Linked DNA regions of Mus musculus: region 2 is linked to region 1. A link is a contact called in ENCODE Hi-C data. All regions are on one chromosome and are shown on one strand. The core of a region is the stretch at or near the end of the contact, and the rest is flanking DNA. Distances in the headings are between cores, read along the strand shown. Region 1 holds the start of Wdr31 (WD repeat domain 31). Region 2 has its middle 20 kb from the start of Gm30699.

Region 1 (3,288 bases), core at 275-2,774:
AAGACCATCCAAAAAATATCTCTGAAGGCTCATCACCCTGCTTCAACCCACAAAGGCTGGAAGCACTTGGAAAGGTGCTGAAAGGTCATGATGGCTCTGGATGCCCTGTGGGTTTCTGGGGGAAGCAGATCTACATCTGAACCCCTGATCTGTCTCTGTCCAAATCTGCTTTCCAAAGGCCTACATTAGATAGAGCTCAGAAAATCCTCTTTCGGTTATGTAGTACACAATTCCTTTATAGCCTTTGATACAACTGTGATCCATAGAGCTAACTTGCTGTCATGGGGGCAGAACTGAGTGAAATGAATCTTATTTCAGTAGACTTTTCTCATCCTGTCTGTAGACACACACACACACAAAGATTCAAAACAACAACAACAACAACAAAAAACCTCTCATATGATCCTAGTGACTTGAGATGTCTTATACAAACATTTGCAGTCTGACACAGTATTAACCCAAATATTGAAGAAATGACGCTGTAAAATGTACTACTTAGCAAGGTAGTGAGATGCCCCTTGCCTCTTCACCTACCATGAATCACACAAGACTGAGCAAGTTCCCCGTGACTTGTTATCGAAAAGAACTCTTCCCACTCGGGTTTATTCTAAGAATGTGCCTACTAGGCCTGACTTTTCTTGTGATATATTCTTTTTAATAAATCTCTGTGTATGTGTTCTGGCCTAGCAAGTATGATCACTGAGACTTTTAACATGGCGCTAGTTGTGTACATGATTATTATTATTTTTTTTTTTTTTTTTTGAGACAGGGTTTTACTGTGTAGCCCTGGCTGTCATGGAACGAACTCACTCTGTAGACCAAGCAGGCTGTCCAAGAACTCAGAGATCTGCCTGCTTCTACCGCCTCAATGCTGGGACTAAAGGCATGCACTGCCACTTCCCAACTGGTATAAATGATTTTTTTTTTAAATCCACGCTCTCTTCCCAAATCTTTCACATGGATGTCTATCTAACCTATACTCTCTGTGACTAAGACATCTACACCAGTGTTCAAAGATTAACAAACGACTCGCAGAAGCTTATAGGAGGTGGACTGGTTTGACTCTAATGATAATGTAAAGGAAAAGATTCAGACAGTAAGAGGATTTACAAGACACCCGGTCTCACTGAGGGTCGGCGCTAGATCAGAACTCCCAACGTTGAGGACCATCAGCGTGCAGTTCTTTGTTGTCTTGTTTGTTTTCTTTCTGGCCCTTCAGATTATAAATGCTCCTACTCCTGTCCATTATCTGAACTGCTAAAGCTTACTTTCATGTGCACGTGCCAGGGGAGGATTACGCCAAGATGGAAGCAGGTGAAACCAGGTCCTACACATACCCTCCCAGACCTCCTCCTCACTTCGGGTGGGTGGCTGGCTACCGCTGGGGAGAGCGCGAAGATGCCCCCCGATGCTCCCTCTCTCCCACCTCGGGCTCCATACCCACCGGTGGGCTAGCACCGAGGCCCGAAAGCACGGGTAGCAGGCATCCTTAGCTTCCACAGGTTCCCGCGCCTCCGCCCCTAGCAACCAGGCGCGCGTCGCTAGGGCGGGAGTTCCACCTAAACGCTCCGGGCGTCCACGGCAGCCCCGGAACCCAGGTTCCACGTGCCGGAAGTCCCTCAGGGGCCGAGCCGAGAGAGCGTATTTTCCTTTTCTAATTTGATGGTATGTGAATATTCTATGCAGGGGAGGTTTGTGCTTAACCACGCTACATGAACATGAAGCACCTGTATCCTCCAAGAAAAGCGGTGATATCTGTCGTAGCCACAGCGAGTAAGCGATTAATAAGTGTCACTTTGTAATTATTATTCGCCCAGAAAATTTATTTTAAATGTCCCTGAATATAGACAGAGATTTTCTCCATTGAACATTTCCCAAACATCTTAATCCATTCCTCTCATTTGGCATGTGTGTGTTTATTTTTACTAATTTTTCTAAATAGATAAAGTAATGAGTTTCAAATATATGGAAGGTTTTGATTGTGCCGTTCGCCTTTGTGTGGGGACCATGTTAATTTGTTTTCTGTGTCAATCCACTTTTTAAAAAACGGTTTGAAAATAACTTATTTTATAAGTGTGAGTGCTTTATCTGCATATACATATATATATATATATATATATATATATATATATATATATATATATATAATTTGTGTGCCTACTGAGTTCTAATCCTACAGAACGTGAGTTACCGATGGTTGTGAGCTCGATGGTTGTGAGCTGCCCTGTGGGTTTTGGGAACTGAACCTGTGTCTTCTGCAGGTGCTATAAGTGCTCTTAACCGCTGAGCCATCTCTCCAGTTCCTATATTGTTCCAATTTTAACACATGTGCTGCCAAACTGAATACTTTTCACTTTGTTTTTCATCAAACTGGGATGAGCCAGCACCACAAACAAAAAGACTGTCAGTACCTTCTTCAGATTCAAATGGGAAGGTACTAACAAAAGACTAACATCTCGAGAGATGACTTAGCGGTTAAGAGATCCTGAGTTCAATTCCCAGCAACCTCATGACAGCTCATAACCATGTGGGATCTGATGCTCTCTTCTGGAACACAGGTGTGCATGTTCTAGCTCTACAGGTAGAGCACTCATATTCACAAAATAAATAAATCTTTTAAAAAATAGTTGTTAGGTAAATTTTGGAGTCAGTGTATAACCCATTGCTATGGCAAAATACTAGCAGTAGAATAGACTTCTACTGATTTCTACAAAATACTGTATTTCTACAAAATACTGGCAGTAGAATAGACTTCTACTGATTTGGGTCAAGTACAAACTAAGGTGTTAGAGTCTACTCCCAAAGCACTCTGTTCTGGGATACAACCACTTTGAGAAATGCTTCTGGCATCTGATCCTTCCAAACTGGTATCTGTAGTCACACTTGTCCCGGAGCCTCATCTGTCTTCCGCCTACTTCTTGCTCTTCTCCATCTGACTATCTAAAAGACACCTCTTCCTTGACATGACTCACAGACATCATCTTCTGCCTAAACCTGTTCTTTTCTTTCTCTAAACACTGGGCATTACCACCCATTAATCACTCAAGCCACAAACCTAGGAGTCATTTGTAACTGCCTCTCAGGAGCAATCCTCTGTTGCAGGATATTTGATCACACTGTGAACTGGGAGACTGGATTGTTTCTGGGGAAAAAAAAATCTGTTTCTAGTTGTGGTGTGGCTCACCATTAGCACAATTCTTTAGACCCTATGCCCAGAATACAGACACACCCTTAGTACACACCTTTAATCCCAAACAATAAAGCTAGAGTTAGTTTGTAGAAGGAAAC
Region 2 (3,288 bases), core at 201-2,700, 280 kb after region 1:
CCTGTCTTCTAGGGAGGAGTTCCTGTCCTTCACTGTCTCCATGGTGATCATAACTGCATCAGGAGGCATGATACTACAAGGACACAGCATCTCCTTAGGACAATGGTGAGGATCCTAGGCATGGAACAGAAGACTGCTGTCACGTAGGGTAGAGAGTTCTCATTACTCCCTCCCCTGCACGGCCCAAGAGGACGTGGGGGAACATCCATGGATAGAAAACCACACACTGCCATTGTCACCTGTGAGCTGAGGTTGTGTTCTCTTAATGCACTTATGTTTGTAAGTATCAAGCGGAGGTTCAGAGAGAGTAACGGAGTTGCCCCGTATCCCCCAGCCGTGCTGGACCTGGGACCTGAATCCCAGATCATCCCCACTGTCAAGTTCATTTCCCCTCTTCTGCTTTCTCTGTGTGCTTTGCTCTCTTTCTCAGTGAGGCAAGACCCCATGTCCCATGTTCCATCTGGGTCAAGACTCCCATACCCCAAGGGAAATTTTGAGGTGAGAAAAAGATGCTGCAAGGTCATGGGGCAAAAGATTACAGGGTGAGGGTGCCTTCCTCTCTCATTCTCTTTGGACATCCTTCATCCTCCAGCGGAGGACAATTCCCTTGCATTCTGAGACAACTGCTCATCCCTGGGTTTTCTCTGTCACAGCTTTATTTGCTTCCTTGGACTAGATCTGTTTGCATTTGGAATCCCAGTGTCCAGCTCAGGGACTGGTACACAGTAGGCAAATGCGTGTGTCACCTATGGCTGCGTCATGGCTGTGGAGGAGGATGGACTGGGCTGAGATCTGTGGCCATTGTCTTCCTTTTGAGTTGCTACGGCATCGAGAACAGCTCCTACACTGAACTTCACCCTAGTTTGCTTTCTATTGCAGTGATAGACTGTGGCCGACAGCATCCTGGGGAGGAGTGGGCTCATGGGTTTATAGATCCCAGTCCGCATTTAATCATTAAGGGATGTCAGGACAGGAACTCAAGCAAGAGCAGAGGCAGGAGCCACAGAGGAAAGCTACCCACTGGCTGGCTCAGCTTGCTTTCTTAGACCACCTGCCCAGGGGTGGCACCACCTACAGGGACCTAGGCTCTCCCACATCAATCACAGACCAAGAAAATGCCTCCACAGACTTGCCCGCAGGCCAATCTAATGGAGACAGTGCCTCATCTTCCCTTCTCCCCAGATGACACTAATTTGTGTCAAGTTGACAACAAAACCAAACAACCCCTCCCCAAACCACCCGCCACACACAAATAAAACACTCCAAATTAACAAGCACAGCACAGCACCCCCAGGGTACCCTCACTATTAGAATGAAGTTCACAGGGCTGGTTGAGAACCGGCTAACCTAGTGGCCACAGCTGGGTAGTCACGCTGTCCTGCTAGTGAGGCTAGGCCACCCTGACCTCCCTTCACTGCCCTTCTGTACTGAAATAGACTTCCAGATGGCCCCCTAGAGAAATGGCTGCTAGAGTCTCAGAACACACAGCCCAGCCTATGGGGTTTGAGCCCTTGGAATCGAGGAACTGAGGCTGGTAGGTGGGGCTGGCAGAGCAGGCCACATTCCTACTTCTCTTCCAGTTTTCCTCTACTTGCTCAGTGCCCATGGGACTTCCAATTCACCCTGTGTAGGAATCCCCCCAAACCTTCCACTGGCTACAGTGGGAACTGTTGAGTAAGAGTAATAGGGACTGCCTTTATTTTTGCCCACGAGAGGAATAATAGCAGCACCTACTGTGTTCTGGAATGCAACAGTGCATAAGGCATTTGGCGTAGGTTGGCTTTGTCATTCTCATGATGTGATTTGACAAATCCCCACTGCAGTCAGGAGCCAGGATTCAGGAGGGCTGTGCCTAGGTTATACTAGTAGGAAGCAGTCAAGTAAATTTGAGTGGCTTTCTTGCCTCCGGACTCGCACTTGCAGCCAAGGGTTGGCCACACCTCTGGGTTCCTGTCTTCTGTGTCTATTCCTGGGTCTTTTTTTCACACCTCCTCACCCCCTATGAGGGCCCTGGTTCATAGGGTCAAGGAAGCAGGTGGCCTGTGGGGGTCTAGGCTGAGAGGAAACATGGTTTCAGGAGAACTAGGCAAAAACCATATGGGAGGACCCAGTGCCCCCCACCCCAGGCCTCTGTCTCCTTGGTAACTGGCACCATGCAGCCCTCTCCAGGCCCCTGCGAGCCTTCAAGGCTGTGGGCCAAGGCCTTGGCAGATGGCTGACAGGATGCTGATTGGAAGCAGATGTGTGGGCGTGTCTGGCTGTGGGCCCAGAGGAGCTCCACATCTGGAGCCCTGGGGCTTGGAGTGGGGGGGATGCTCAGATGGTGAGAGGGACTTAGGGTGGGTGGGACTCAGACTCACTCCCTCACTCAGACCCCAGTGTTTTAGTGCACTTGGCCCCAGAAAGAAGAAATAGCTTCAATTTTCTCTGTGTACTCTGAAACTGGTTCTAAGCCAACCGTGGTTAGAAATCAACATCCGGTCTCTTCTACATTTTTTCACATGGGGAAACTGAGGCCCAGGGAGGAGCTAGGATGAGGACATGCTACGGCAAGTGGGGTGACTCAACCTGACATGGCTGTAGCCATCTTGGTGATACTCACCATTTTCCCTGCCTGCTGACCCTGGACCTCATCTCAGGCTCCAGGGTTCAGGACAGGTTGCTGTGACAGGCAGGTGAGCCGGGGGATGCCTGGGCTGTTTCTCAGCTGAGCTTCACTTGTTCATGGCTTTAGTTTTAGAGAGTGCTGAGGGACATCCTGCTTGGCTGCTGTTCATTTCTGCTCAGCCTTTTCTGGAAACTTCTTTGTCCCACTAGTGTGTCCCCAGGATCCTTTAGTTTTGCTATTGCCTATGACACTTTTCTGTTCTGAGTGCTGGACAGACTGCACATCATGTATTCATGGGTCTGCTCTCTCTCTCTCTCTCTCTCTCTCTCTCTCTGTGTGTGTGTGTGTGTGTGTGTGTGTGTGTCCGGGCACACATGTGTGTGCACACACATGTATATGCTTATGCTTGCCTGTAGAGGCCAGAGGTCAACAATGAGTGTCTTCTTTAATTTCTCTTCACATTATTTTCTGAGACAAAGTCCCTCGAAGGATCTAAAGTTTGCTGATTGGCTAGACTGGCTGGCCCGCTAGCCCAGGATCCTCCTGTCTTTCCCCTCCTCCCTTACTGGGACCCCAAGTATGCACCTATGTGCTTGGCTTTTATGTGGCTGAGTGGGGAGCTCAACTCCGCCTGTCTGCATTGATGTATTTTACTGAGCCGTCTCCTCTGCATGTCTTCT

What was found. Hi-C counts contacts between places; a loop is a spot of excess contacts on that map.
Region 2: a loop to region 1 is called in a map of regulatory T cell, with 3 times the contacts of the local background. The contact joins the enhancer-like site here to the promoter of Wdr31 in region 1. A Hi-C loop is called at or near these places in 1 of 37 maps with a recorded cell type or tissue (regulatory T cell).

The regions. Positions count from the first base shown.
Region 1 is chr4:62,469,375-62,472,662 of GRCm38, forward strand. Wdr31 (WD repeat domain 31) reads right to left here and starts at 1,525. Exons shown (of 11, transcript NM_023597.3): 1 at 1,445-1,525.
Region 2 is chr4:62,753,506-62,756,793 of GRCm38, forward strand. No RefSeq gene overlaps it. Among named protein-coding and RNA genes, the nearest start is that of Gm30699, 20 kb to the right of the region's middle. Within about 2 kb of position 1,451, at least 1 of the 3 ENCODE cell types and tissues checked has a DNase peak (open chromatin) inside an H3K27ac peak, as active enhancers do.